Regions from separate parts of the Homo sapiens genome. Here regions 2 and 3 are each linked to region 1. Evidence: chromatin loops called from intact Hi-C (ENCODE). Cell type or tissue: endothelial cell of umbilical vein. All regions are shown on one strand. Links, peaks and the distances in the headings refer to the core of each region. The heading gives the core; the rest is flanking DNA. Region 1 holds the start of LOC105374005 (a long non-coding RNA gene). Region 2 overlaps COL8A1 (collagen type VIII alpha 1 chain). Region 3 has its middle 210 kb from the start of LINC00973.

Region 1 (10,746 bases), core at 822-8,821:
CAAATAAATGGGGATAGTAAAAAGTACAATGATTTATCCATGAAATCACAACTACTGAAGGACAAAGCTGAGACTAGGACCCAGGTGTTCCATTTGTAGTCCAGATGTGTTTCATTGTTCCATGCAGTCCAGCTGCAATGCTGCCTTGTGCCACTCTTAGGAGATCTTGCTCAGTAGCATGGCATACTCAGCCTCTGGTGATAGTTCTGTGACTGGCTTTAACTTGAAGATACAATGCAGCTCCCTTGGAACCTGGCACCAAATGCCCTTGAGTCTGTGTATTGTGGTTATCAACACCATTGCCTGGACTTTGTTGGGCATGTGGGAGTTTAGTTTATTTTCAATTGTGTCATTCACTCATGACAGCCTGCATCAAACACATCATGGCCATGTATATTTTGTGCTATTATATAATAGAGATCTCTAAGAAACTTATCTAAGAGTTATTTTTTTCTGAGTAGTAAAATTCACTATATTTGCCATTGTCTGAAAAGAATTCTCTCTCAATCCCTTGCCTTCATCCTCTTTCAAAAAAAATCACATCTAATTTTTAATGGAGCATGAAAATTCCATGATAGAGCAGCACATATGAGAGTCAGAAAGACAAAACTCTGGTGTAACAAGTAACCTGTAAAGACTTGAGATGACTTCTTTGGTGCACCTAATCCTGTAATCCCATCAGTCACCAAACCAGAAAGGTCAATCCTGATGGTGTCAGTCCACCAACACAAACTTTGTTTCTGATGATATTTCTGTCCATTCAGCTGAAGTTTTATCACACAGGCTACCAGCAGATGCTTGGTTGTTCTCAGTGATGACCTGATACTGTCATGTCCATGTTCATACGTATCATCCCATTTACATTCTCATTTAGAAAACAAATTCCTTCTAAAATAAAGAATTATGTCCCATTTACTTTATCTCTTTCATTCTGCAAAACCTGGAGATGAATAGACATTATGCCATTCGCCACAGCCTATAGGATTATAATGAGGAAAGCCACCTGAGTTAGAAGTAAATCCAAACACTGTTTCATAATTGTTCATTTTCCTAGAATTGATAGAAGCACCATTTAGAGATGCAAGAAGCAGGGCAGTTGAAGTAATCATCAGCCTAATTGCCTCAACCCTTGGCTTTGTTTGAGCCCCAGGGGTCCACTTTTGGGAACTGACAGACTTAGATTGTGATGCCAGTCTGGTTTCTTGCATGCTTTCACTCAACAAGCCCCTTCATGACCACATGCATTTGATATCCACCAAGAGGACATAACATCTGCTTCCTCTCAAAAGTTCCATGTAATTTGTAGAGATCAATGGGAAATAGTCTCTGAAGCACAGAGCTATCAAGATTATTACTGTAAATTCCTAATTCTACCTATTTCATTTTAATAGAAATTCCAGTTTCATAAAATAAAAATTATTGGTAAGAGAGACTGGGGTGACATTTATAAGTCCTTTATGTAACATTTTATAGCTTTACACATAATTCAGTAATAAGAGGAAAAAGAAGAAACATTCCATATTTTCTCTCAAAATTATTTAGTCACATATATTCTTAATAGAATTCTTAAGAGAAATTATCAATTTTCATGAAATGACCTTAGTTATACCTTTGGTATAAGGATATTTTAAATTATATTAACAGTTTCATATTATAGTTATTGATAATAATGACAAATAATTCTCCAAAATATTCTAGCGGAAAACTGGAACTTTATTCCCTTTTTCATATACTCAAAGCATCATTCACTTCAGTTATTGCTATCATAACTTACAACTCAATAACGATTGTTGTGGGCAGCAAGCCACCCAGGCGCCGAGGCAAGAGACCAAGGACACGAGCTGTTCCAGTATAATAAAATATAAAACAAGAATAGTTATACCAGATATAGATCTTAGATATGATTATATATGAATATCATTAATCATTAGTTTCTAAACTATTTATAAGAGGTAACTAATACATAATAAAGTGAGCAGATGAGGTGCAATAATATCTCATCCATATCTATATCTATAGTGTTTATCCTGTATCTCAGGAATAGCAGTTAACAGCACAACTCAGAATAGAAACCCCAGTGTGAACCCCAGCCTAAGTTTCAGGTTGAAGCAGAATTAACTGACTAGAGTGGATGAGTGGAGTTGGTCTTTATTATTAGTGATCTGAATTTTTTTTTATTAAATACAATCACAACCATTCATGTACGGTGCCAAATCTTGTGCTAAGCCCTTTACATAGAATTTCCTCATTAATGATTATGTACTTGAAGCTCTAAGAAGTAGATCACACATAAGTAGCAAAGCCAAGAGTTGAACCCAGGCTCTCTGAGTCCAAGGTCAAGATCTTAATCTCATATGTAAATAGGTAGGTAAAAATTTAAAAAACTCAGGAGTTCAAGGCTGCAACGTGTTATGATCTTGCCACTACACTCCAGCCTAGGCAACAGAGTGAAACACTGTCTCTAAAAAAGCAAAAACAAAACCACACCATATTCTATCCCTTAATACATTCTAATAGCCAGAAAACTAAATGGTCAATTTCAAATAGGCAATTTGAAAAGAAGTACAAATGACTCTGAAAGTCAGAAAAGCTGTCGAATCTCTACTAATCAGGAAAATATGAATTGAAACAGCAATGTATTATCTGTTTTATCATCCATTATATTTGGATGTAAGTGTTAAAAACATTAACAATATCTGTTTTGGGTGAAGATGCTGATCTTGCTATTTCCTGTTATGTTCTGGAGATTTTGGAGAGGTGCCTGTCTCCCCTTGTCCTGGCAGCCTGTGACACTGTTATCACATTTCCCTCCCTCTGCTAACACAGAAAACCCCATGGCTAGCCCCACTATGTGTGTTCTAAGTTGAAGGAAGATATCACATCTGAGTTCCCTTTCTACTGAATCAGAAGCCTCTAGCAACCTCTACTCCTTCATTGTGACAAAGTAGCAGTGGGGTTTCAAGGTCTGACTTACCTGGCATTTATTCCAGTTCCAAGACTACCACATGCACCAGCACCTGTGCTGCAACCCTGCCCCTGAGGTCACTTCTTTTTCACATTCCTTTCTATCGATTTTGCAAGGCCCATTCCTTGCTGCTTAATCTCACTTCCTCTGACTTAACCCATTTCCTGTCTAGTACCTGTTTGCTCCTCCCTTCCTCTGGCACTCAATGTCCTTGTCTGCCTTATTTATAGTGTCTGCAAGATCTTCCTTTTCCCCTCCAAGCTTTCCTGGCTACCCTTGTTCCGAAGACCTGAACACCCTAGTTTCGCAACTTTGGGAATTCAACAACCAGTAAATTTTTTGTAAAATGTAGAGAATTGTCAGAAAACTGCCAAGTGTCAATTTTGCCAAGTTGGCCCATCAAAAATAAGAAATACCATCTATCATCACCCTCATTTTGTGAACAACAAGCATTTTAAGTTTAAAAATGGGGAAAGGTCATAATCTCAGACAATAAAAGTGTTTCTCAAAGAATACCAATTAAACAACTTTGGGTAGAGGAGAACCCTGATGTGGGGGAGGGATCTATGACTAGAAGAAGCTGATGTATTAGAAAACAGTCTGTCTGTCCAGCACAGGGATCCTCTTGGAAGTCAAAGCAAAACCACTTTTTGCAGCCCATCCCCACATCCTCTCCCACCTCAAGGTCCCTTGCTTGAGTTCCTCATCTGCTTATGCTAAAGGATCACATTAGCTGCTCATCTCTCTCAGAAAACACCATGCATCAACAGCTGCTGGCAAGCCACGGTGGAAGTGCCAGCAAAAAGATGCTCACTCATGCCTGGAGTATGCTGCTCTCCATCAGAGACACTACATAGACCCCTCATTGTGTTCTACAGCTTAGGGTACTTTAAGCCCCTCCCAAAGAGTAGAGTTCTTGACAGGCAGAGAGGCTGTGGAGGTGTGGAGGAAAAGCCTCAGCAGAAGTATTAGGGTGAAACTAGACAGTGGTGTCCCTATAGTGCTCATTTCATCAAGGATATGTAACTGTCCATAGAAAGGTTTTTAGGGCAATCACTGGCACGTACTTCAGGGTAAGATTTTAAATCCAAAGTGTTCTAATTATGGAGAATATGTTTAGGTGAACATAGTTCTTGAAATGCAGCTCTTTTCTTATAATCAAGTAAATTTTATTATTCATCCTGATTACTCATCAAAAATTTGTTCCAAAATCACAAGCTTAAGTGAATAAATGGCTTTTTTTGTTGTTATTAAATGCCTAGGTTCTAAGGTGTCAACTACTAGGTTCCAAGGTTTCAGTCCTCTCTTGTTATCAGTGGGGGATTGGTTTCAGTAGCCCCCACAGATACCAAAATTCGAGGATGCTCAAGTCCCTGATATAAAATGAGATAGTATTCGCATATAGCCTATGTACATTCTCTCATAATCTTTAAGTCACCTCTAGAGTAGTTATAATATCTAATACACATAAATGCTATGTAAGTAGCTATTATACTGTACTACTTAGGGGATAATGACAAGAAAAAAAGTCTGTACTATTCAGTACAGATGCAATTATTTTTCCGAATATTTTCAATCTGCATTTGGTTGAATCCATGGGTGTGGAACCGCAGAAGTGCTAGCAGATTTTGACCTGCATGTGCTAGCAGTAGAAATATCCTCACCCTCTGACTCAGGGCATCAAATCTTATACTTCTTATCAGGAAGCAGTGAAAGGAAATGGAAGGAACAGAGATAGGCCCACGGCCAAAAGGGCCTGAGTTATGAAAAGAAATTGGTCAACTTGGTCTACATGAGGATATCTGGGAAGGACAAACTGCATAGATGTCCCGCCTCCCCACGTGCCAAAGAAATATTAATGGTGTATTTGCTCCACTAACATTTGGTAGCAGAGGCAGTGTCTTGCCCCAGGCTTATTGCTAAATAATACAGAAGCTAGAAGGAAATGTAAGAAGAAAGTTGGGAATGTGAAACATGTGGTGAGGTCAGGACACACACACCCACATGCCCACACAACACATGACTATGTGGTTTTTTTCTATCACTGTGAACACAACTGCCATTTCTGTCACCATCATTAATTAAGAATGAAAATTCTTAAAACTTGCTGCACCATTCATCTGTAGAGCTAAGTAGGATTATTCCGGGCTTTCAGCCCAAGTTTTCTAAAAGCCTAGCTGATTAAAAGGCATTAACATTTGTGTTTTGCCAACACTGATTATACTGATTGCTGGCAAGTGTTTATGTGATAACCAAGACCTAACAAGAGAGATGCAGAAAAGCACAGTGAGCATAACACTCGTATATAAGAGATACCCACCAGTTGCTGAAGTAATCGCTTCTTCCTTGGCAAAGGAAGAAAGTTAACTCATCGTGGTCTTCAAGGCACCTTCTAGGGCTAACATTTTATGACTCTGTTGAACAGAAAACTTTTCAGAAGGCATCTGCCGAATAACATGAATAAAAATGCTTCAAAGGCTAGTTACAAATTTTAAGTACTCCATACTCTATTTTTGCCTCTTTTCCTTCTGTTTCTTACCCTGTATTCATTTTTCATTAATATTGCTAAACAAAGAGGAGAGAAAGAGAAGTTTTATTAAGTCAAATTTGATGGGATAGAAAGTTGAAGTTCTGAGATTATGCACAGAATTTTCCCACGTTTAGATTCTCTGAAATATGTCTTTCTTCAGTGGCTTTGAACAGGAAGAGTTAGCTGTGATTTGAACCTTAGCAAGCTTAAAGATTGGTTGTAAAAGCACCTCTAAAGGAGAATGCTGGCAGAAAATGCAATGAACTTCTGCTAGAGACCTCAACACAGCTGAGAATCTGGAAATTTGTGCTATTTGTGATAAGAATTTAAGCAACCAAAAGTCTTTTGTTTTTTGAAAATGAAACAAAACAAAAAGCAGCGACTTGCAAGTATACAGGAAGCTTATCTCCTTCAGTTCAGGAGTATTTGTTTGCCAACTAAGGGTTACTTTTCACAAATGTAAAGTTAAGTCAACAACTTTCTTGGCATTTATGACACTATATATAAAAGAGCCTGTGAAATATGAAATGAACTTTTCAGGTTTTGAAATTGATACACCAAGATTAGGAAAATAAACCGTTTGATGAGTGTTTTGCTGGCTCATTTAAACTACATTCCCAGTCATAACTCTTGATTTCCCAAGCAAGGAAACAGAAAGAGAAAGAGAACACAGTATGTTCTGAACAGAACTGAGTGCTCCTTGCATGACTTAGGAGTTAGATCCACGTGAAACATTTATGCTTACCATTACTTACCACTCCCATTGTTACTATTATTAATGTTGTACATTAGAATTAAGTAGTTTCCAGAGTGCTTTCATATATTTTTTTCTCATTTTTACATGACTTCCCAATACTGTGATGTAGATTAAACAGGAAGTATTCAGATATATTAAGTAATTTAGCATCCATCACCATTATCATCACCATCATCATCATTTAATGAGCACTTACTATTTGCTAGGCCCTGCACTCAATGTCTTATATGAATCATCTCAGTTAATCTTCACAACAATTCTATGCAATTGGCATTATTATTGTCTGTGTTTTATAGAAGAGAAAACATGGTTGATTGGGAACTGGAATCTGGAGCTTATGAGACCAATTTCAGTGTTCTCTCCATATTGTTTTAATAAGAGTTTAAAAAGAACAAAGAGAATCCTAAAGTTTCCAGTTCATTTCATATCAGTTTCTTTTAGACATAAATAAGACAAGAAAGAGACCATGAAAAGAAGGTTAAATTTTCAGCCTCTTCCCAAAATAAATACTTACAAAAATGCAATAGGCAAAAATATTTGCCATATCTTTTGGAATTTTGTAAATTGCAATAAACTTGCAATTCCACTGTATTTGCAGCTAAATGCAAAATTCTACATTTAATCCTGCTACTGACCAAACCATGTCTTTTTGTTAAAAAAAACAAAAAAAAATGTCTCTGTTAAAAAGCCTGACAGTGTGGTGTAGCCTACCATGACTGATAAAGCTCTTGAGCTTCCAAACCAGCCTGGTTGCAGCTTGGTTGGTCTTTAACTAGGTCAGATTCAATTTCCACTCAGTAAGTCTTTAATCAGTGTCTACTACATGATTGGTGTCAGGAGATGTGGAAGTAGACAGAACACTGGTTGTTTCTGCTCTTCTGAAGCTTACAATCAGACCAAGACAGATATAAGAGATGAATTATAGTGTAGTTTCACAACAGAAGATTTATCCTTGTCTTGGGACTTACAGGCACCTTCCCTGAAAAAAAAAATGGCATTTAGATGATACCTGAAGGAATGCCATTAGTCTGATGGAGAAATGGCATGAGGACTAGGAGACATTCACAAACTTAAGCAAAATTTACATCCCCCATGAGATGAAGGAGTTTTCCATAACCTACTACAAGGTAGAGGTTTTGAAAGAGAAGAGGTTAATATATAAAAAGTCAATCTTTAAAACATTTTCCTTGGTCAAGAATTCTCACTCTGAAGAACCTAGTTTATAACTGCCTATTCTGGAAGGAGGGTGAAAGCAACACACTACTGATGGTATCTTAGCTAATTGCAATAATGGTTTCATCAGCATCAGGGAAAAAAAGTAGGGTATGTATTTAAAAGCGCATAAGACAAGAAAGTACAGATTGAAAAAACTGATTGGAGAAGGAATAAAAATAGAGAAAAGGGAGGAATACTCTAAATTAAATAGAATTATAGTAAGAAAAACTAAAAATTTTACTATGATGAGCTCTCAATTACTTGCACGTGGCTGGAATAATTTACAACATATCATTCCATATTCATTTATACTGCACTTGGGACTACAAGGGAAGATTACATATTTGAGCAGATTCACTTTCCTATGTTTTGCTTAAGTTGGTTAAGACTATGTATGGGAAGCAAAAATACAGTAGAATCCTGGATTATTTTCCCTTCCCTTTGAATGTGAATTCCCAATTCACTTTAAAAATTATGCTTTTGTTTTGGATTGCTGAAGACACCAACTGACAGAATAAGAAAGCTGCCCATTGAGTGCTAGGAAAGGAAGAAACTGATAGCTTTCCAGAAGTAATCCATGCACTGAATAACCTCTATTTGTCCACCTCTATACACACATCAATCTTTTCCACCCTGCTCTGTGCTCCAAAGGTTGACCTGCATCAAGGAGCCCCTTGAGCTTTCAATTGGGTGTGGTCAATGGGAAGCACCAGTAGGAGATAAGAGAATGAGAGACCTATGAGATTAATGTACTCTACCTTCCCTGGGTGGTTTCCACTAAGGCTGCTCACACCCTCAAAAATAGTCCTGCATTAATCTCTCCTTAATGGCCTAAGCTTAATGTGCCATCTCTTTCCTCACCCCCAAAAATGGAAAAAGAAGTGCAATGCAAGGTTAAGGCAATGATGATAGACAAAGAAAAGGTATATTTATGAGATAGTATGTTAGATTAAGAAACCCATTTGAAAACATCTTTGAGAGATGTCCATTGTTTTCCTCTCATACCAAGAAGAGAGAGAACACCACATTAGAAGCAAATGAAAAAAGAGACAGCCAAACTATTTTGGACTGTGATTCACAATAACCCCTGAGGGATGGGGCATTTGGAGGAACTATTTGGGAGGAGTTGAAGATAAGCACATTGAACATTTCTGTAGCCTTTAAAAACAATAGTGCCTTCTAAATACTTACCTATGCAAATCTCCAGTGCCCTTTTCCCTCTTTGCCCAGGCTTAAGTAAACCAAGCCAAGATGACGTCAGTGGCCTCATTCTCACCTTCTTTCCTAAAGTGAATATTTTATAAGAATAGCTACCAATTTAGTAATCTTTTGCATAAGTATCAAGTTACAGACCTCAGTCTGCTGATGGTATAATGAGAAATAATAATTTCTTATCTCTTTACAACCACTGTGGTAAAGTTCTATTGGCTTCATCTCAGTTGTATACATTAAAAAAATACAATTTAGCTAGATGATAAATACTAACAAGTGAATCTCTCTCTAATATGTTTAAATCAATCATCAAATGTTTATTAACTACCTCTGCATCTTAGAGGGAAAAGAAGATATTACACTTCTTGAGGTAAAGCTGCTTATTTTAATGTCTCCCATCTTCCGGTGTTACTCCTTAAATAACAATGACAGCTAAATTATTTTTTCTCAGCCCAAGAATAATGCGTTGGGCTTCCTTTTTAATGACAACAATCTCTTTGTTGCCAAATGCTTCACGTCTTAAATAATGGCTTGGATCTTGGCTGCAATTACAAGATAAGCTTTTTTCTCATAACCTTTTCACAATAGATTTTCATCATCTCATTTATAAAGAAAATCAAAATTTGCATTCAACTTTAAGCTCTTGTGTCTAAAATTGGACACACCACTGGCACGTTTAGACAGTATTTATAAAGGAATAGAGTTTGCTTTAGAAGTTTTTATTTTTATTTAATTTTATCTCTAAAGGAAAAGAGAAGGAAAAATCTAATTGAAGTTAATAAAGAGCCAATAGAGGTTGAATGGCAAAGTGGCAGAGTAACTTAAAAGTGAAGACAATAAATATATTTCTATTAAGTAAAGTGTGCTAAGTCCAAGATATTCCCCAAAAAATCTATTTACCTTACAACATTTCTCAGTAACATCTGAGATCCAGATAATATGGCCCTACATGGATTTGATGTATAACAAAATGCATGTTGCCAGGTAATAAAGGCCACCATACCTATGAATTTGACACGGTGAGTGACATCTTCATTGCTCTGAATAAACCTCACAATAATAGCCATGGTCTAATAAAATCAAGATGTACCTAGGAGTTAGCAAGAAACTTCTTTCAGGCAAAGTTGTCAGTTCAATTTTTCCAGAACCCAAGCTGGGACTTTGTATAACCTGAGAGTAAACATCCCTCAGGCCAGGACTTGAGAAATACCAAACTCTAAACTTGCGGAGAAGTGTCTGTTCCTGATCCGGTGTTCCAGCTTCCTGGCTTGCTCTAAATGTCTCCTTCCTTCAATATTAGGCAAGTATTGCCAGCTTTTATGGTAGGTGGGATTTGCCCATATTACAGTCTGAAATCAGAGAAAACATTCAAAACTAAATGAGACAATGGCTAATTCAAAGGCAACATCTGTGGGAAATATGGTTGCAAACTAAGAAGGCAAGTTGTCTATCAGGAGACAAGTGATTCATAAATGTTTCTGGCAGGCACTCACACAGATGGAGTTGTACACACATGCTATTTTTTTTCCACTAAGATTTCTGCCTAACACAGAGTAAGTGATTGCAGGCCTGAGTGAATATGCATTGCAATCTGAAGCAAATGTAATGAACTTTCTGATCAAAGCACAATTGAATCTCTTTCCATGTGGAATTCACAACTCTGGCTTCTTCCTTTCAGTAGGCAACTTGGGGAGATTCTCCACTGAAATGTTTGTGCAGGTGCAAATATTGTGACTTCCCTCCTGGAGGGGATTTCAACCTTGACAGGATATAGAGGGAAGAAAAGTCCTGTGCTTATTTCCCAAGAGCTCTAGAAAAAAAAATGCCATAAATCCTGTTTGGGCCTAGGGTTGAGACATAGAGATGGTCTCTAAGTGAAAACATCACACACACAGAATTTGAGAATGGTGGAATTGGGGTCTTAAAAGTTCACAATCCAAACTTCTCATTGTACAGAAACTGAGATCCAAGAAAGTCAAATGATTCATAATTAGTCAATGAGGGAACCAGGATTAGAACCCAGTTGTCTTGATCCCTCTTGATTCCAAGTTTAGTAAGCTTTTTCCC
Region 2 (10,746 bases), core at 1,158-9,157, 140 kb after region 1:
TGTTGGACTCCAGAGCCAGCTCTCTTCACCATGAGGCTCTGCTGCCCTGAGTCTCACATAATTAGCTGCAGTTTTCTTTGGAATAAGAAAGGGAAACTATTGAATTTAACTTTCAAATCTAGGAAGGCCTTTTATACAAATCCGAAGTTCTCCATCTCTACCAACTGTGAAATAACTAGAAGTGCCGGCCGGGTTCGGTGGGTCATGCCTGTAATCCCAGCACTTTCGGAGGCCAAGGCGGGAGGATGACTTGAGGGCAGGAGTTCAAGACCAGCTTGGGCAACATGGTGAAACCTTGTCTCTACTAAAAAACAAAAAGAATTAGCTGGGCCTGGCGGTGCACGCCTGTAATCCCAGCTACTCGGGAGTCTGAGATGGCAGAATGGCTTGAGCCCTGGGTGGTCAAGGCTGCAGTGAGCCAAGATTGTGCCACTGCACTCCAGCCTGGATGACAGAGCAAGGCCCTGTCTCAATAATAATAATAATGATAATAATTAGAAGTGTCTTAAGCATGCTTTTGTCACAGTATTATAATCACCTGCTCACTAACAAGGACATGAAACATGTTACATCATGATTCTGTATTATAAATATTTTAAATCCTTATAAGGTTGGGGTACTTCTGGTCTGACTTTTATGTTCAGAATTAAGTAAAAGGAATGTGAAATTAAAAAAAAAAAAAAGAAGTGCCTTAAGTGGTTTAGAGTTGTAGAAAGATCATAGAACATATAAGCTCTCACCAGCTTTGTGACCTCAGGCATCTCCGTTAAGCTCTCCAATGCTCAATTTCCTCTCTTACCTATTGAACAGTATCTGTTGAGCATGTACACTCTCACATCAGAAATTCAATGGTAAATAAAATCTGAAAAATCAGAAAAATAATAACAACCACACAGCATTGTTGTGTTTAGCACTCAGTGGAGCACGAGCTCCCTCCCCACTTTACCTTCTGAATAAGGGATTTGGGTTGCAGAGGAAAGAACTCGCTGACATTAAGTGTGAAATATGCCACGAAGTGTAGAAAAAATAGAATAGAGAATCATTATCTTCTGTATGAACTTTTTGAAAGTCCAGAGAGAAAAATCACCAGTAGGGTCATTGTTTGCTTTCTCCTTTGTATGTTCAGAATTAAATAACATGTATGTGAAATTTTTTAAAAAGAAGTGTCTTAAGTGGTTTGGAGTTGTAGAATTCTCATAGAATTTTTTCATAGTTTTATTATAGTACTTATCATATTTTAATTATTTTTACATGCCTTTCTCCCCCATAAGACTCTATATTCTACAAGTCAAAGTCTGTCCTTTGCTCCTTTCCATATTTACCAAAATTTTACCCAGCCAGGGCTTGGCACATAATAGCTACCAATAAAATATCTGTTAAAGAATGATTGAATAAAAAATAAATAAATGAAAGTTCTCAGCTGGAAAAGAAGGAAAAGAAAATCACAGGAGATAATATATAAACTGGAACTTATTTCACAAACTAAGACGTATTTCATTGAAAATAAGACTTTTCATTGAAAATGGAAATAAGTTTTTGTTTCATTTAGATGTAGAAAGACCTATAATTAGGCACAATGTGTAAGCATCCCTCATGATTGTTTAAAACTTCAGAACTCTCTTTTTGGCAGCTCTTGAGGGACACGATAAATTTTAGGGTTTTTTTTTTCAAAGGAGTGGGTTGTCCTTCTGGGAAGCAGGTGGATAGGACCACAAGATTTCTTCCAGCCTGAGCTTCAGTGACTCAGTAATTCTAAATGAACCCTCAGGAATCCTCTCAATCAAATGATTCTTTCCAGTTACCCTGACTGTGCCACAAACAAGCTCACATTGAAAGAAAAGCCCAAATATTTAACCCAATATTGTCATATTGCAAACATTCTGTTTTTACCTAAGTGCATGCTTTCAGCCCAACAGAAGTGCTGTGACTGGACTTTGTCTCTATAAGACCAAAACAATAAGCTAAAAAAAAACCAACATTTCATGAAATTAGGTTTTGGGGCCAAAAACTGAGATGAAGTTTTAGTTTGTTTGTTTGTTTTGTTCAGTTTTAGTGAATTGACTATGTACACTGTTCAGAGCGGTCAAGCAGGTCCAGGTTCTGATTCTTGGACACTACTTCAGTGCTCAGTGCTCTCGGGTCTGAAATCCCATGATGTTCTGGACTTGTTTAGGCCTGTCATGTAGCAGGTGATGGAAGGCCACCATGCCACCGAATCAAATTTAGAGCATGAATTTACAAGAAGGGCTCTCTTCTCAAATTTAGTCACTGTGTAATGAGCTCCTCCTGGGTGCCTAGTACTGTACTGGACATTTTATATATATTCTCTATATCCCTAAAAACAATCTTGTAAGGCAAGGGTCATTATTTCTATTTTAAATGTGTAAAATTGGACAAATTTCCTAAGGCTATCTGTCTAGCTACCAAGTTAGAGTCAGGATTCAGACTCAAATGTATCTCTCTGCCTGCCTTCCTAAAGCAGGAGGGTTGGGGTACTGGCATCATTTATTGGCATTTGGTCCTGAAAGCTGTAAAAAGATAGAACAGTATACATAAGGCATATTGAATGAGCAATTGTTAATCTTTATTAAGAGTTTATCACTCAATTCAACCCAGTTGTTCATCTTTTTCCTGCTGAAATGGACAGTAGTCAGATCTCAATAACCCGTTTCCCATTGCTATTTGTGAATTGTCAGTATTTATTTTAATGATGGAATCATTTCTTAAGGTAGAGTTGTATGTTTACTTTATAATGTCTGAATTTGGCTCCTTGTAGAGTAATTTTCTGAACGGGAATTGTGCTTCCATTACCTAATTGCAAAAAGTTGCCAAAATTTAAAAAGGCACTGGGAAGAAGAGGCGGTACAAGAATTCAAGTGGATCTCAAGGTCTCACTCTTAAAAGAAATGGAAATATTTTTGGACTGGATTAGCATGACTGAATTATCATCCTATTTGCTGGCGTAATTGCAGTTGGGAGGGGAGAATGAAAGGCATTGCTTTTCTACCCACTTCCTCCAGTGATACTTAAAACTGAACTATGCTATTCATAAAGTAAATCTTTCTGAGTAGTTTGCAGATTTTACCGTCTTTAAAAATGTTAATATACCATTTTAGTACCTCATTCTGAGGAATAAATTTATTCTTAATATAATAAAAACTCAGAAAAAAATGACATCAACCAACTAAAATGAAAGCTCAGACTCTAAGAAAACAAATGCAGATGATGCAAAATACAGCATTGGAAGCTAATGGAAAGGAATACTTCTTAACACTGTCTTACCATCATCAAAAGCAATGAGAAGGAATAAGAATTTACATGCTTTTGGTATGCCCCAAATCTTAATATCTTCCAAATGCCATACATTTCAGGCTTCTACTTTTAATTTTCTATGTAGAATCATGAAATAATATTATTAGTCACATTATACTGGATAGTAAAGTTAATATATTATTTCTATCCTTGCTAATCTTATGTCTTTTTTAGTTTCTGCATGATCTTAGAAATTTGCCAAACATAAACGTGTCAACGTGAAGTTAAGAAGTGAGACTCACCCGTCCCTGCACAGTCTATACTATGCCCTTTCGCAATAGGTATTTTTTCTACCTTTTCTCTCTGTCTCATGTTATGGAATTGTAGAGTCTTTTTATTAATTCTCCTATGTTGGTTTTCCATTTAGAATTCTTCTTCTGATACCTTTCCACATAGTGTAAATGATTTTGTTTTCAATCCATACATACAGAACTTTCCTCTGGATACTAAAAGCCTATGGCCAAATCATGTTGATTTTATTTATTTAAGTCTACAATATGGTAATAAATAGAGTAAGTTCTTAATAAGAGTGCTAGTTTATTTACCATGGCAGTTCTCTGTGATTAAATAAATATGAATATAATAGTCAGACTACTTTACCCATGTGAGGCACATAGCAAGGGAGTTGGCAACATTTTTAACCATATGAGAGGTTTTATTTTTATCTTTGTTGTTTTCAATATTACATAAAATACTTTTGGCTCTAATAAATCTTAATATTATCTCCCTCATCAAGTAGTAGGACAAAATCTCCTAGAGGTAGCTAGTTTTGAAAAATCCACACAAAACCAAAATCATTGTAATCAATTGTAACCAAGCATCAACTCACTTCATCAGAACTAATCACATAGCCCTAAATAAGTCCTAAAATTTCCCAGACAATGCACAGTAAATTTAAACAACATGTCGCATCCTCAAAATAATAATAGAACCATTTTTTACCATTAGTTACATTTTTTACCAAAGACCTGCAGACATCTTTTAATATAATTTACTACAATACACTATGTAATACTAATGATACATTTCATTCAATTTAGTATAAACCTTGTTAACAATGTATGAAAACAAAGAAAAGAGAACAATAAAGTAGCTAATCATTTATTACACTCCAAGTTGCTTTATTTAATAGATTTCAGAGAGAGTAAATTTAGAGAAAGATTGAATTCACAAAGGAGGAAAGACCCTGGGGAGAGGGTCTTATGAAAACCAGAAGTCAAAGAAATGCCTTCCTTATCCTATCCTAAGAAGAACAGTGAAGATTCAGTAGGAGGTCTCTCAAGGCCCAGAGGCAAAGGAATACAGTCTTCAGAGCAAGAGAACATTAGGAGCAAGTGGACTGGACCACACAGTGGGCACTCCTGCTATAAGTGCTCAGTGTGATCATCACAATGACTTTAGCTGAGCTCTATAACTGCTCATCTCTTATTACTTTTTTTCTTTTTTAAGACAGGGCCTCACTCTGTCACCCAGTGGCGTGATCACAGCTCACTGTGGCCTCAGCCTCCCTAGCCTTAGGTGATCCTCCCATCTCAGCCTCCCAAGTAGGTGGGACTACAGGCACATGCCACCATGCCTGGCTAATTTTTGTTTGTTTGTTTTTGGGGGGGGTTCTGTTTGTTTGTTTTTGAGACAGAGTCTCACTCTTGCTGCCCAGGCTGCAGAGCAATGACACGATCTTGGCTCACTGCAACCCCTGCCTCCCTCCCAAAGTGCTGGGATTACAGGCATGAGCCATTACACCCAGCCAATTTTTTTGTTTTTTATAGAGTAGGGAGTTTCGCTATGTTGCCCAGGCTGGTCTTGAACTCCTGCACTCAAGCGATCCTCCTGCCTTAGTCTCCCAAAGTGCTGGGATTACAGGCAGGAGCCACGGCATCCGGCCTGTAACTGTCCATCTCTGAAAATCCAAAGGCAATGTGGAGCCACCTAGCGGCAGACCAACCAATGGTTTCCAGGTCAAAGAATTAAAATTCAAGTCTTTCCTCAACTACTTATTGCCTTTTTGACATTAGACAAGTCACTGAAACTCTTTTAGCCCATATTTCCTAATCTGCAAAATATTGATAATAACAGTGTTTGTGCTAAGGATTGTATGATAATGGAGGCAAAATGCACTTTGTGTGCTGTTAGGCATCATGCAAATGTTACTTATCCTTATCTGTTCACGTGTGTGTGTGTGTAAAACTTTCACATGTCACAAATGGAGAGGAGTAGATGAGAGAATTGCACTCCATGCGATGAGGTTGAGAGTGGGGAGCTATGCCTGGGCAGGAAGCTGCGGATGTGCACACCAGAGCACCTAGGAATATATACACTAGGTGCTGGCAGTAGAAGACTCTGCTGTGCTCTTAATATCATCCAATTGCTTGCACACGTAGCTGATACAGACCAGGGAAAACTGACACCATCTTTATTCAGGGTTCAAACTGAAAAGCAGCATTTCACTGAGGATTTGGTGAGAAATGTATTATACTAATAACATTATAATAACAACCAGCTTAACATAGTTGTAAAAATTAATGAAACCATTTAAGCAAGAGCATAATAAATGTTTATCATTTTGGCAATTTTGCAAATAGTTGTTCAGCTACTGTCACAATAGTTCCTTGTACTCTGCATCTTCCAACATACTTGATGGATTATTATCCCCATAAAGTGCCCGTAAAAGAAAGCAGCACAAGAGAGTTGGCTTATTTAGGATTCTATCAACCAGCTGTTACATCCACCAGCACTTCACCCGTATGATCATCAATATTCATGCAAAATCCCAAAATGCCTCCCAAACATTGGAATAAAATGTTCCAAATAGCTATAGGTTTAGCTGTGTTTTGTGTTTTAATACAGTGAAAATATGAAATCTATTTATGTTATATGTGGAAACACATATCTGCTCTCAAATTATGCCAAATGATAATGTATTTCTTGCTTACTGTTGTAACAAACCACCACAAATTTAGTGTCATCGAACAACACAAATTTAGTATCTTACCATTCTGGAGATCAGAAATCCACAAAAGTTTTACAGAGCTAAAACCAAGGTGTCAATAGGGCTGCATTCCTTCTGGTGGCTCCTGGGGCAAATGTTTCCTTGTCTTTCCAGCTTCTGAAGCTGCCTGCATTTCTTATCTTGTGGACTCTTCTTCCAACTTCAGAGCGCATCGTTCCAACCTCTGCTTTCGGCAGCACATCTTCCTTTCTGACTTTTACCCTCCCTCTATAAGAACCCTGGTGATCAGATTGGGCCCACCCAAGCAATCCAGGATAGTCACCCCATCTCAGGATCTCAAGATCCTTAACTTAATACACCTGCAAAGTCCCCTTTGCCATGGAAAACAATATATTCATAGATTCTGGGGATTGAGACATGAACATTTTGGGAGGTTCATTATTCAGCATACCACGGCTAGTTTACTGTATTATTATTACTTCATCTCTGAAGGAAAATAATGCATTGGCAGCATTAAAAATTTTGTTCAAATATGCCCAGTGAGCCCGTGTGATTGAGCTCCGTCATCATCATGTTCAATTCTTCCTGCCTAAGTCAGTCCAACTCAGGATTTCTCACCCTCAGCACTATTGAAATTTGGACCAGATATTTCTTTGCTGTAGGAGGCTGACCTGTGCATTGTGAGAGTTTTAGAAACATCCCTGGACTTTTACTAGATGCCCATAGACATTCTCCCCTCCCCAGCTGTGACAATCAAAAGTGTCTCCACACATAGCCAAATGTCCCATAGATGGACAAAAATCACCCTCAGTAGAGAACCACTATTCTACACAGAAAGCAGCCAAATTATTGTAATGGCCCCTTTAAGGCAATAACTCTTAGAAAGCAAAAGATCCAGCGATATTAATTAATGACTAATTTAAAAGGGCAAGTGTAAGTCATTTATCTCAGCATTTTTGGCTAAATTTACTACTAATTTTATTTGTCCAAGGAAGTCAGAGTTGAGTTTTATTCACTGACACTAACTCATCTACATGGCCTGTTCGAGTGTAGGGTTACATATGAGGCATTTAATTACTTGGATATCAGACTAAGAGTAGAAACTTAGTATGCAACATCTCCAAAAGCTGTGAGCCCTTAGTGGCAGGAATCAAGTCATACTGTCTTTGTTTCCACAGACCATAATCTCCTCAATCTTAACCCAGCATTATTTCCATTATACTGTGATTGTTCTCAGGCACAGAGGTGATAGCATCTCTAAAAAGATACAGACCAGGCCCTGGAACCCATTTCTTGGTTAATCCCCTAGGCATTAATTCCCAAGCTTTAGTCATTTGTACACTTCTTTTCATAATTTTTGCCATTATTTATTTGGAATTTATCTTTAAATTGACTTACTTTTTTAAACATAGATACTACTTTAGCAATATGTAATTCTTCTACAACACATTAAATTAAATATATGGCTATAAATTATTTAACATTCATCCATGTGCCATTTAAAAGTTTCTCAATATTAGATGCACATATGATACTTTGAAAAACACAGACCTGGATGCAACCAACATCAGCAAAGCCTGAATTTTTAACTTTGAACTCTAAAAATGTCTTCCCATCTATTCAACTTCCTCACAGACGAGAGAACAGCAAAGGACAGTGAACCAAACTGCTCATGGAGAAATGCTGAAAGCGGTCACACCCAGAAAGACAAACTCGGGCTACTGTTTACACACTTTACCTAAAAATCTTCCTTTTTATTTTTCTTTAAAATATGACAGTTAAAATGCATGCCCTTAAAAAACAGCATTTCCAAACAATTTGTACTGACACATTCCACATAAGACATCAGCCCGATAACTATAGACAAAGCAAACTGAGAAATTAGCATTTCCCAAAGTGTATGCCACTGTTTGTTAGTTCTACAGGATCTTAATAGGCATTACATGAGGAAGAGTGGGTGGAGAATGGGGTAAGATCTGTGGTCAAATAGGATTAGGAAATGTTATTAAACAAAGTTAAAATGACATTATAAAACTTCTGATACTTTAATATTCTTCTGTGCTTTGTGAAACTTAAAGGAAAATATATATTAATCAGTCAGTCCTAAATTTATGTGATAAAAAACATTTTTTTCTCTAAGAGCATTTCATGAGACTAATGTCCTAAGGAATGTATTTTGGGAAATCCTGATCTATCTAGATTAGAAAAAATTTTATTTTCCTCAGATGAAGGTGGGAACAAATTCTAGGGTAATGGATATTTTAAAATGCATTCTACCTTAGTTTTTAAAGTCCCTAGAGGTACAGGCTCTCTTTTCTTGATTAACTTTGTTAATCACTGCCTTGCACCCCCAGGGACTCAAAAAATATTATTGGATGTGGATGATGAACATGAAAGACAATGTGGCAGTTATTTTACTGGTGGTAGCATGGTTTGTATTGGCTACCCCTTTGCTTTGAGAAGTAATTAACTTTCATTTTATCTTAACTCATAATGTTCCACAGAATGTGGGCCCTAGTCATCTAAAAACAATCTTTGTTGTAGCTGATATCACCTGAGGAGCATGAATGGACAGCTGTTAAAATTCACGGAATTAGCAAACAGGATATTTTCCCTGGAGGACTCTGACTTCCTCTCTGTGCACAATGCACAAACCTGCAAGGGGAATTCTAGATGGAGATTAAAGCCATGAAATTAGTTAATGCAACAAATCTAATTTTCCTAACAACCACAGTTGACCCCTGAACAATGTGGATTTGAATTGCAAGGGTCTGCTTACACATGAATTTTTTTCAACCAAGCACAGCTTGAAAATTCAGTATTCACAGGATACCAAAAGGCTGACTTTTCCTGTATGCAAGTTCTGCAGGGCTGATGGCGGGCTTGAGCATGCACGAATTTCTAGAACCAATCCCCTGGGTATACCAAGGGATGACTGTGTTGCCTATGTTTGAGGTGAAATTGTGAAAGTGAATGAGATAATGTGGCCAAAATACTGAGCCCAGAACGCCTTCTAAGACAGGTGAACCACAAAATGTCATCCTCAAATGGCTTTTAGCAGCAGAAGCCATATGAGAGATGTAGCAAGTGATATTGTCATCAAACTGATAGTCATGATACCATGAATTCTTATATAGGGTGTACTACCCAACTGTTGTGTGAGCTTGGGTAAATCACTTTGCTTTTCTAGGATCCAGTTTCACCTATGGAATGAGAAAGTTGGGGAAGAAGTCATCTAGCGTCTTGCTACTCAAAGTGTGGTCCATGGACCAGCAGCATCAGCATCACCTGGGATCTTCTTGGAAGAAATGTAGAAACTCAGGCCTCACCCCAGAATCTGCCTTTTTATAAGACCCCCAGGTGGGCCAGTACACAGGTTTGCTAACTCTCTTCCTGGCCCCTCAGACCACTCTCTACCTACCTCACTGCCACCCAGCCACCCTCATGGGGCTTCATTCTAAGGGAAGAATTAGCAGTGAGCTTTTTTTTTTTTTAAAAAAAAAAAAAAAAAAGCCTCTAGTAATCCAAGCCCTCTCTTTCAACAGGTAAGGTAACTGAGGCCCAGAGAGGTAAAGTTGATTTCCTGAAACCAAACAGCTAATTAGGAACAGAACCCAGATTTTGTTATTAGTTTTCCAGTGTGCTTTATTATAACGTTTCAAGAGAATGGTACCAAAGGGATAGGATCAAATTGCCAAGTGTTAATGTTACAACAAATGAATACCAATGCTTTCTTCTTGCAGAAAAGCCCTTTTTTAAGCCTAAAAATGACTACTTTTTAATGAAATCACGTTATTCCTGGAGATACTTAGAGAAGAGTTGAGTTACAGGGTACCTCATTCCTCTTCCAGGTGGTAGCAAAGCCTCAATACTTGGGCCAGATGTTTACTCTCCTCTTTCCTCTGTCTCTCACCACCAACCCCTACTCACACACACCAACCACAACCACCACCACCACCAAGTGTAATTCAATTATGAAAACTGGCAGAAACTACATACATCCATGGTACAAGATGCTCACAAGCCCAGTTTTAATCAATAACTCCTCAGCAACCTGCATTTACCTTGTCTAAAACAACTGAAACCTTCTGTAGCTCAAAAAACCAAGTATGTCTCAAACAACCACAGAAAAATGGATAGTAGGCTGAGAAAATAATATTATGGCCATATCTAAACTAATATTGAGTTTAATGGACATTTGTATATTCCCTGGTAACAAGTCTCTTTTGCCTTGGGGCAATCTTTTCTTTTCCATTTTGTTCCCACTCCTTTTTTCATTCTTGTCACTGACAGTGACCAAGAAAAAAGGCAAGTTAGTACTATCAAAATCAGGAAGAGTAACAAAACCATTTGAATGAACAATTGATCACACTGCATTTGGCCTTAGCAAGTCAAATGTGTTCTTCAATTTGCCTCAAGACTATTCTAGGTTTTGCCTGGGAAAAAGTCCTAGGTACTATACAGTCATGAGCTATATAAAGACG
Region 3 (10,746 bases), core at 1,577-9,576, 420 kb before region 1:
TGCTGAGTATCAATATTATTTCCACACTGCACATCATTTCAGTGAAAAATTTTAATTCTTTATTTCCTTACTATATTACAAAATTTATATACAATGTTGATTTAGATTTCAAGTAGCTTTGCCATACATTGGCGGATCTACAGGCTTAAGTATAATAATTTCCAAATAACATTTTTCATGGGCAAAATTCAGATAAAGGGGCAAATGAAAACTAGAAGCATGAGATTGAAATAATTTATGATAAACTTATAGTTCATACTTTATAGTTTTGTAGGTTTATAGTTTTCCACAAACCCATTTGAGCATATTTAAGTGATAAAAATGTGAATTATGCATAAGATGCTGTGGTGGTTATGTAGGGAAAGTAAGTGACATCTTTTTCTCACCAGTTGAAAAATTCATGCCTGACACCCTGTATTAGTCAGGGTTCTCTAGAGAGACAGAACTAATGGGACATATATATATATATAAAATTAAGTATTGACTCACATGATCACGAGGTCCCACAATAAGCCATCTGCAGGCTGAGGAACAAGGAGAGTCAGTTCTATTTCCAAAACTGAAGAACATGGATTCCGATGTTCGAGGGCAGGAAGGATCCAGCACGGGATAAAGATGTGGGCTTGGAGGCTAGGCCAGTCTCTGTTTTCACATTTTTCTTCCTGTTTATATTCTAGCCAAGCTGGCAACTGATTAGATTGTGCCCATCCAGATTAAGGGTGGATCGGCCTTTCCCAGCCCACTGAGTCAAATGTTAATCTCTTTTGGCAACACCCCCACAGACACACCCAGTATCAGTACTGTGTAACCTTCAATCCAATCAAGTTGACACACAGTATTAACCATCACACACACCTGTAATAAAAGACAGATTGACAAGAGAAAAAGGTACCATGTTTATTTGACCAAAGTAAATGTGATATAGGAGGCTTCAGAAATGAAGACCCGAAGACCCGGGAAAAACTGTAATTTTAGGCTAAATCTGATGAAAGAAGTGGATAATTGTGGAGAAATATGAATGGACAAAAAAAGAGGATGATCTAACAGTAATAAACTAGGGGAAGGGGAGGTTCAGCAAGTTCTATTTGTTAAGATTATTTTCTGTTTAACGGTATGACATTTCTTCCCCCACGGGTGTAGGGCAGGACATCTGTCACATGAAATTCTTATGACCTACTTTTAGGGGAGGAAGGTCAGAGAATTTTTATGAACAGCTCTTACACAGCAAGGTAGGAGAAGTCACACAGAAAGTGACCTCCAAGGTGCCATATTTTGGGATAGGGTGTTTTGCTCACAGTCAGCTAATTTTATGTGTCGACTTGGCTAGACCATGTTGCCCACTTGTTTGGTCAAACATTAGCTTAGATGTTGCTGTGAAGATATATTTTATACGTTACTAACAGTTAAATCAACAAATAGACTTAGAGAAAAGTATATTACCTTTTGCACTGTGGGTGGGCCTCATTCAATCAGTTAAAGGTCTCAAGAGAATAGACTGAGGTCTCACAAAGAGGAAGGAATTCTCCTTCAAGACTGTCGTAAGAATCAAGAGTATGACATCAACTCCTGCCAAAATTTCCAGGCTGCCATTCTGCTGTGCAGATTTCAGACTTACCACAGTCTCTGTCTTTATGCATGCTTGTCTCTCTCTCTCTCTCTCTTTCTCTCTGTGTGTGTGTGTGTGTGTGTGTGTGTGTGTGTGTGTACATTCTATTGATTCTGTTTCTCTGGCGAAGCGTAGTACAGATAAGTTGAGATTTTCTTTTTTTCTCAGAGTAATTGAGTAAATTATATTGATATTTTGAGAACAGATAAAATCTTGTAAACATGTCTTCACATATCAAACATTTTTCCAAGCAAATAAAACATGGGCAGAAATGAATGTATCCAGGGACTTTGCATTTTATCAGGCACACCAGTGAGAACAGTGGAGCTCTGTTGCCTTCATTTATAAATGTTCTGCTGATTATTACCCACTTGATTCTGTTATTAGTTCCAACACCTGCTAGTTAGGAGAAGCACTGCCAAGTTCTGAAATGAAGTCCCTATACCGCCAACCTTACTTGGCCCAAAATATCCTTGTGGAAGTGCAGTCCAAGCATTTCCATAGCTGTGGTTAGTCTACCATTAAAAAATGAACCCAGATTGGAGATTATTAGAAATTTTCCAGATGCTAAGTCTATATATGCATTCTATCTGAAAAATTGTGTGCTTAGATATACAAAGGTTTACCCCATAATAATGAATGTTTAGTCTTGGCTGCTGCCCATTGTAAGCAACTGTAAGACGTTTCCTGCCATATTCTTCCTTGATGGGCTGATATTCAATAAGTTAGAAATATCTTTCAGCAAACAGATTGTATGTTTTAACTTTAATGGAATACCAAAAGGTTGAATAAGTCAAAATGTCTTTTTACATCTTTGGTTCCCCAAATACTCCCTGAATTGCAAAATGAATTCCATGGTAGACTTTCCCTTTCAGAGACTGTCCTTTCCCCTTGCTTTGAAAAGATGAACTAGTCTGTGTGGCTGTTCCTGTGCTCACAGAGGGTCATCCTGAATCATTATGTTGAAATGCCTACATCTCTATATTCTTCAACTCTACTGTAGTTGTAGAAGCACAGGTGTGAAAAAAATACTTGATTGATTTTCAGCTTCATTTTCACCTTACCTAATTCTGCAACAAAATAAACTGCAGTTTAATGAGAAACTCATCCAGGTACAGTGGGATAAACCATAGCAATCCTCAGACCAATTGTAAGTGTTTCTTTCTCCATTTATCCTTTACCACACAGTTGTCCCCTTTGTTCAGGAATCATGGTGAGAAGGTTGGGATTGGAGTGCCCTGGGATATTAGAATAAAATGTGTAAATGTGATGCATATTTAATTGCAGTTCTATAACTTGCAGTGCATTTTGAATGAATTGTTTGTCTTCCTAAAAGGTACAATCACTTCACTAATTTCAGCTGTCCTAAGTTTCTCACAACTTCCCTTCATATTCATATCGGAAAAGAGTCTTACTTTTTTTGCCAGGCCAAGAAAGAAAAATAGTTTATACTTCATTTTGTAAGAACTAAGTCAGACCAACGAACTTAGAAGGGTGAGTTTAAGTTGTCAAAAAAAAGAGACTCGGATAAAAAATGCCTCAGACTAAACATTCACACATCATCTCTCTGGACTTGACTTTGACCAGTCTGCTTTTACATCTCTGGAGATGTGTTGCAGGTGCCAGCCTCAGTGGTCTCCAGAGCTGCCAGCCTCCCATTCAGTGACCTAGGTGGCCACAGACATCTGACTATCATTGTGAAGTTTCAGAAAGTCTGAATAAACATCAACATTTTCATAAAGAAGCCGAGAAATTCCAGATGCAGCAAGCCAGTGAGAGAAATGCTGTGGAAAGGAAGTGGTAACAGGCACTCCCACATCTCTTGGACAGACATTCACATTTTCTACTCAGGGCATCTACTTACCCCCAAATGTAAGAACTGAACAAACATCACTTTCACAACCCATCCCAGTGAAGGCCTATTTTGATTCCAGAAATTTAGCAACTTGACCAAAGAAGTCTACCTATGAAAATTCCTGGCCACTTTCCTCCAATCTGAGACAAGAATGACAAGGAATATTTTTTCCCTCTCAGGAAAGAGAATCCTGCTGAGATTGGAATTGTCCATTCTAGACAGGGTCTGGCTTCTAGAATTTTAGGCAAGACACAATTAGTTAAAAAAAATGTGTGTAGTGAAATCAGACATACAGAAATACCATGAATAATTTTGAGTATTGTTATTTGATGTTTTAGAGGGAAAGAAATATTTTTTATTAGACATTTTAAAGGCCAGAATATTTTTCAAATATATTCTTTCTTCTAGGTTAACTGCTGCCCCTTTATTGAGGAACTGTCTTATTTAAATGTGGTAGAGAAGAATTCAGCTCAAAAATTGTTAATATTGGAAATAGAAATGATTCTTTCTGGAAACTGTAGCTCTATTGCTGTTATGCTGGTTGTCAGGTGGAATTTGGAACCAGATTTCCACATGTTCTGTTCCTGCGATAGCAGGATCCTTCCCTGTGTGAATGGAGGGTTTCACACCTTTGTACTCTATGTCAAGCGTTAAGCTTCCAATCACCATCCCTGAAAAGTATCCCTAAAAACATAGTGACAAGACAATATGTGTACTCAGATTTTTAGTGAGGAATATTCAGATAGTTCCATTTGAATTCAAATTCAGTAAAATGGAATGGTTTTAGCAAATAAGTTGCAACTATTTGTGTGGAAATTATTTCCTTTAGAGGTACCGTTCATACATTTAACACTTATGGAATTGCCTAGCATGTTCATGTGTATTTTTCCTTCTTAGTCTCTGCTTATAAAATGAAAAGTTTTGTTTCTCTAAAATTTTCAGGCATCTGAAAGTAGATGGAGAAATCTAAAAATGAAGAACAGAAATAGGTCTGACCATGAACAGCAAATCCCATGTACCAACTGAAATTAATGTTTTTCTTGATAGGCATATTGGAAAAAAGAAGATGCTAAGAAAAAAACTTATTATTAATGAGAATGTATTGGTTTCATTTAAACTAGGATCAGATTTTATAAATAGTAGGACTTTTAGCTTGATTATGTTATGGCCTAAACTGCCATGCAGAATTTGGTTTTCTTTTTTTCTTTTGATGTCTGCACTTTGTGAGGTTATCAATTAATCCTTTACAAGCTAATTGAAGTGCAGACTTGTGACAGAACAACAATTAGAATAAAAGGAGTTAATAAAACTATAGGACTGCGCCTTATGACTCAAAGTTTATGATCTACACGTTGAGTAATTTAGACAAGTCATCTGAAAAATAAATTTGAAGCCATTTAATTTTATTATTTATTTATTATTATTATCTGAGACAGAATCTTTCTCTGTCACCCAGGCTGGAATGCAGTGGTGTGATCTCAGCTGACTGCAACCTCCAACTCCCAGGTTCAAGTGATTCTCCTGCCTCAACCTCCTGAGTAGCTGGCATTACAGGTACGCACCACCACACATGGCTCATTTTTGTATTTTTAGTAGAGATGGGGTTCTACCATATTGGCCAGGCTGGTCTCAGACTCCTGGCCTCAAGTGATCTACCTGCCTTGGCCTCCCAAAGTACTGGGATTACAAGCATGAGCCAGTGTGCCCGGCCCAAATTAGCCATTTAAGAGTTCAGTAAACTCTGTTGATTGTTTGTATTTCACTCCATGCTAAGAAGACTATGACCTATTAACTTCAGAGTAATTCTCGCTAGTACTACAACCATAGGATTGAGCCAGCCATTATATTGAAAGTGAGGCTCTTGTACACATGGATTGAATGAACTCAAGACTGCCAACTATTGTCAGTTAGTAGCTGAATTGCAGAGATCTTGGCACAGAGTATTTAAAAATATGCTTTGGCTAGTCCCAAAAGAATTACTTTACTTTTAGAGTACTTTGAGAACACGCCATAAATGTGTGTTTGGCACAGGTCTATCTATTATATTCATTTGTATGTTTTCATGGAAACTATCAGTCCACCAAAGCTTTTATACAGAAATATAATATCCTTGAATGAAAGTGATTGGAAAAGAATCAATTTCCTCTGTATACTAGGGCTATAATAATAAAATGCATAAAGGGGTCAGGGGTTGGACAAACTTGTAGCATGACTTGTCCATTGTTTATCATCTATACTTCACATGTAAGAGTTAACAATATCAATTCAATCAATAGCAAGGCAGGAATGCTTGTTTCACTTAATGTTGAATACACACGCGCACACACACACACACACATATGCACACACAGTATATATGGAAAAAAGTCTCCCCTGGGATGGCAGAGTAGTGTTATTTCAAGAAAGCTGAACTTGGAATCTGGGAAACTTGGTCTAGCCCAGTTTTTCTATAAACTCATTGTGTAACCATAGGCAAGGCACAATTACTGTGAGTCTCAGTCTCCTTTTTGTAAATCAAAGGAGTCTGACTCTTTCTAAGATATTTTCAATCTGCACTTTTTGATCTTCAGGGGATGATAAGAGGAAAGTGGGAAGGGGGCAAATACAATGAATAATGAGATGACTTCCCAGATTTTGCTCCTTCCCAATGTCTGTGAATTCACCATGTCTGTGAATCTATTTTTATTAGCACAAGAAGCTCTCACAGCTCAAGCTCGGCATTTCCATAATTAGGTCAGGAACCAAAAAGAATGGCACAAACTAGCTAAATTCTTGAGTCATAATGACTCAGTAGCTTATGAGGCCAAATCAGAGTTTCTGTGGGAATAGCTAGCTTCATAAACATTCTTGGCATGATTGGCTTCAGGGACCATGCTTTGAACAAGCAACCTAAGGACACCGAGCAAGGTCTAGGGACAGAGATTCTGACTCAATCCAAGGGCTTCAACCTCTTCTCAGTCTGTATGACACAAGGCCTCTGACTTTGGCTAGTGCTGTGACTGCCACTTACTCTTCCTTGCTCTCAGTTCCACGTTTACAAGATGAGATGCTGTCTAAAGTCATTTACTGTTCTGTTATTTTTATGGGCTCTTTAGAATACGTAAAATATTTGGACTCTACAATAAAACAAAATAGTCAACTCCGATTCTCTACGTGTGTACTCTGCAAATTTAACTATATGCATTAGTTTTTATTGTGACATACAACAAGCTGACAATGTTCTTTTACTTGTGTGAAATTAATAAGCCTGACATCTTTGTATTCCTCCTATTCTTTTACGTCATATTCACTGGACATAGGCAATTCATTTGTGTATCTGTATGAGTCTGTTCTCACACTGAAATAAAGAAATACCTGAGACTGGGTAATTTATAAATAAAGGAGGTTTAATTGGCTCACAATTCTGCAGGCTGTATAGGAGGCATAGTGGCTTCTGCTCAGCTTCCAGAGAGGCCTCAGGAAACTTACCATAATGGCAGAAGGCAAAAGGGAAGCCAGCACTTCACATAATAGAGCAGGAGAAAGAGAGAGGGGTAAGGTGCCACACACCTTAAACAACCAGATCTCATGAGAACTCACTATTTTGATGACAGCACCAAGGGGGATGATGTTAAACCATTCAGGAGAAACTGTCCCCATGGTCCAGCCACCCACTAGACCCCACCTTCAACATTAGAGATTACAATTTGATGTGAGATTTGGTGGCGATGCAGATCCATATCAGCATCACTTGCTTCTCAGCTTTAATAGGCCTCCCTTAAACCCCCCAAAATCTATTCTTAAGTATTCTTTGAATTCTTCTTGTTGCATCAAAGAATTCTTCTTTTTAAGAAAAGACATAAAGTTCTCTGTAACGTGTAGCAATGATAGTCAACAGTGGGATATTGCCAGAGAAATGTAATGTGTATTAGTTTGCTGGTGCTGCAATAACCAAATTGGGTGGCTTAGACAACAGAACTGTGTTGTCTCAATGTTCTAGAGGATAGAAGTTTGAGACCAAGGTGTCAGCAGGGTCAGTTCCTTCTGAGGGCTGTGACAGAGAATCTGTTTCATGCCTCTTTCCTAGCATTTGGTGGTTTGTTAACAATCTGTCGTTCCTTGATTTGTAGAAGTGTCACTTCAGTTTCTGATGTCATCTTCACATGGTGTCTTCCACATTTGCTTATCTGTGTCCTACTTTCCCCTTTTTATAAGGAAACCAGTCATACTGGATGAGGGGCTACCCTAGTCCAGTATGACTGCATTTTACCTTAACTAATTAATATCTACAACAATTCTACTTCCAAATAGGGTCACATTTTAGGGGAATGCAATTCAACCTATTGTATATGGCTTCCAATATTCTTAGTGTGGGGAGAATCCCATTAATGAAATTGGTTTCAGAGCTCAGTTGATCAAAGTTTCAGAGCTCAGTTGCTTTAATAACACATTTCTATGGAAGACTCTTGGCTAAATTATGCAGAACCAATGAGTTTGCTGTTATTCTGCTGTCTCTTTCTGGGTCCTTTTGCTCTTGGTGGGTCTGCTACCCTTAATTCTTTTGTATTACCTGCCCTTCAGAACAGATACGTAATTTATAATTAAACTTCTGTCACAGACTTTGTCGATTTAGGGAACATCTCTGATCTCTCTTGCTAATCATGACAGAATTTTGGAGTCTATTTAACTTCTTAGCTGGTAGCTCTATCTGACATGCTTACAGAATTACGAGATGTTAAATTTTAAAAATTATCTCTCTATATTTCACTTCAAACCATCCTCTTCACTTTCGTCTTCAACAAGGTAACTAACCATTTTAGCCAGCTCCTCATTTCTGTGACTTGTTCTTTTATTCTGGTCTCAGAAAACCTTAGCCTTCTTAAGTCTTCTCTCCCTTCATCTCCAGTATCCAACTTGTCAAAAGTTACTATAATTTTTCTCTTTGACTTGTCTCTAATGTCCACCGTACCTGTTTTAAGCACTTTATTTGGGGAAAATATTCCTATCTTTGCCTGTTCACAGAAATATCTAGAACCTATTCTTTGTGAGGGAGAAAGGGTGGGGCCTAAGATTTATCAAGCACAAGGTACTTTGCTAGGCACTGTACATAGACTATCTTATTTTAATCACATAATAATCCCATGATATGTTTTTGCCTAACTTTATGAACAGATACAGAAAAATCTAAACACATTATTTGTGACCATAAACTAATAGCCAAGGAGAAAACATCTCCGGAGTTTTTCACATTTCAGGAAGAACTGCTGGACTTTAACACCATTTGAATGATAATAATAATGATGATAATATATTTATTAACCACTTACTTCCTGTTAGGCTCTGGCCCACAAGGGCTTTGACTACTTTATGCCATTTTATCCTCATAACAACCTTTGGAGGAAGGTGAAAACTTTGTTTTACAACATGAGAAAACTGAGGCTAAGGGAGGTAAAATAACTTGACCAAAGTTTCATAGCTGGGAATTAGTAGAACCTATATTGGAACTCAATCAGCTTGAGTTCAGACCCTTTACTTTTAATGACAACACTATTTGAAAATGTGAGATATCACACATTGTTTTCTACTTAGTCATCTTTTGCAAAAGCACTCCCAGCTCTCTTCATTAAAATTGCCACACTTAAACACTACACTACACATCTTGCCATAATTTCTAGCTGAGTGTTGGGCACAAAGTTTATGTGCAATACATACTTTCAGTAATTTCCTCCATAATTAAAAGCTGTTTCTTTTAACTAGCCACATGAATGTGATTTTAAATACACTAAACACAACTGGAAAAGTCATTACTAAATTATGGGTTGAGAAAAATATTGGACACAGAGTTGACACTAATGTTTTAGCCCTGCTTTGTCACTAACACCTGTGATACTCAGTTTTTTCATCTGTAAATTGAAAAGCTTTGTTTTAGAATGTTTCAGTATAAAATGATTTTTTAAAATATTTTTTACAGTTTTAATAGAGCTATCAATTTACATATGTGACATAATATTATACGAAGTAAGTAAAACAGACATGACCATATCTTTGATGTATAATCTGAGACAGAAAATTCTTTTACATAATTAATTTCTCTGGATATACTATTTATCTTTTTATACTTATTTTGGATTCATTAGAATATATATAATTTTTTATCTGAAATTTAAAATAAGTTACCAATACATTTTGATTGGCAGGTAGGTGTTGATGGTTAGCATTTTGATAACCAAATCTCATTCATCTTCATTTTGCATAATACCTCATTCCACTTCAAGAAACTTTCCCAAGCATAATATTTTCTTGCTTGATATGTTAGAATAGTGATCTACAACTTTTTTTTTATTTTATTATTATTATACTTTAAGTTTTAGGGTACATGTGCACAATGTGCAGGTTAGTTACATATGTATACATGTGCCATGCTGGTGTGCTGCAAATTCTCAATAAATTAGGTATTGATGGGAAGTATCTCAAAATAATAAGAGCTATCTATGACAAACCCACAGCCAATATCATACTGAATGGGCAAAAACTGGAAAACTGGAAGCATTCCCCTTGAAAACTGGCACAAGACAGGGATGCCCTCTCTCACCACTCCTATTCAACATACTGTTGGAAGTTCTGGCCAGGGCAATGAGGCAGGAGAAGGAAATAAAGGGTATTCAATTAGGAAAAGAGAAAGTCAAATTGTCCCTGTTTGCAGATGACATGATTGTATATCTAGAAAACCCCATTGTCTCAACCCAAAATCTCCTTAAGCTGATAAACAACTTCAGCAAAGTCTCAGGATACAAAATCAATGTAAAAAATCACAAGCATTCTTATACACCAACAACAGACAAACAGAGAGCCAAATCATGAGTGAACTCCCATTCACAATTGCTTCAAAGAGAATAAAATACCTAGGAATCCAACTTACAAGGGATGTGAAGGACCTCTTCAAGGAGAACTACAAACCACTGCTCAATGAAATAAAAGAGGATGCAAACAAATGGAAGAACATTCCATGCTCATGGGTAGGAAGAATCAATATCATGAAAATGGCCATACTGCCCAAGGTAATTTATAGATTCAATACCATCCCCATCAAGCTACCAATGACTTTCTTCCCAGAGTTGGAAAAAACTACTTTAAAGTTCATATGGAACCAAAAAAGAGCCTGCGTCACCAAGTCAATCCTAAGCCAAAAGAACGAAGCTGGAGGCATCACGCTACCTGACTTCAAACTATACTACAAGGCTACAGTAACCAAAACAGCATGGTACTGGTACCAAAACAGATATATAGATCAATGGAACAGAACAGA

The links. A loop is a pair of places that touch in the nucleus more often than their neighbours do. Peaks named below come from ENCODE experiments on the same cell type or tissue, not always from the same donor. Only the 100,000 strongest peaks of a DNase experiment are listed, where the experiment ranks them.
Region 2: a loop joins it to region 1, with 4 times the contacts of the local background. A loop is called at or near these places in 6 of 110 quality-filtered maps.
Region 3: a loop joins it to region 1, with 2.6 times the contacts of the local background. A loop is called at or near these places in 6 of 110 quality-filtered maps.

What each region holds. Positions count from the first base shown.
Region 1 is chr3:99,540,233-99,550,978 of GRCh38, forward strand. All of the region lies in intron 1 of LOC105374007 (a long non-coding RNA gene), which reads right to left. It overlaps LOC105374005 (a long non-coding RNA gene), which reads right to left and starts at 7,735. Exons shown (of 5, transcript XR_007095985.1): 1 at 5,286-7,735. In endothelial cell of umbilical vein, for the core only: no CTCF peak of the experiment used is centred there; DNase peaks (open chromatin) are centred at 3,099, 4,719, 5,919, 8,709 and 1 weaker place; H3K27ac peaks cover 6,240 bases.
Region 2 is chr3:99,681,947-99,692,692 of GRCh38, forward strand. All of the region lies in intron 1 of COL8A1 (collagen type VIII alpha 1 chain), which reads left to right. Among named protein-coding and RNA genes, the nearest start is that of COL8A1, 49 kb to the left of the region's middle. RefSeq lists enhancers at 4,991-5,080, 5,131-5,190. In endothelial cell of umbilical vein, for the core only: a CTCF peak has its summit at 5,252 (motif pointing left); DNase peaks (open chromatin) are centred at 5,245 and 8,865; H3K27ac peaks cover 448 bases.
Region 3 is chr3:99,123,042-99,133,787 of GRCh38, forward strand. No RefSeq gene overlaps it. Among named protein-coding and RNA genes, the nearest start is that of LINC00973, 210 kb to the left of the region's middle. In endothelial cell of umbilical vein, for the core only: no CTCF peak of the experiment used is centred there; DNase peaks (open chromatin) are centred at 6,250 and 9,020; H3K27ac peaks cover 1,795 bases.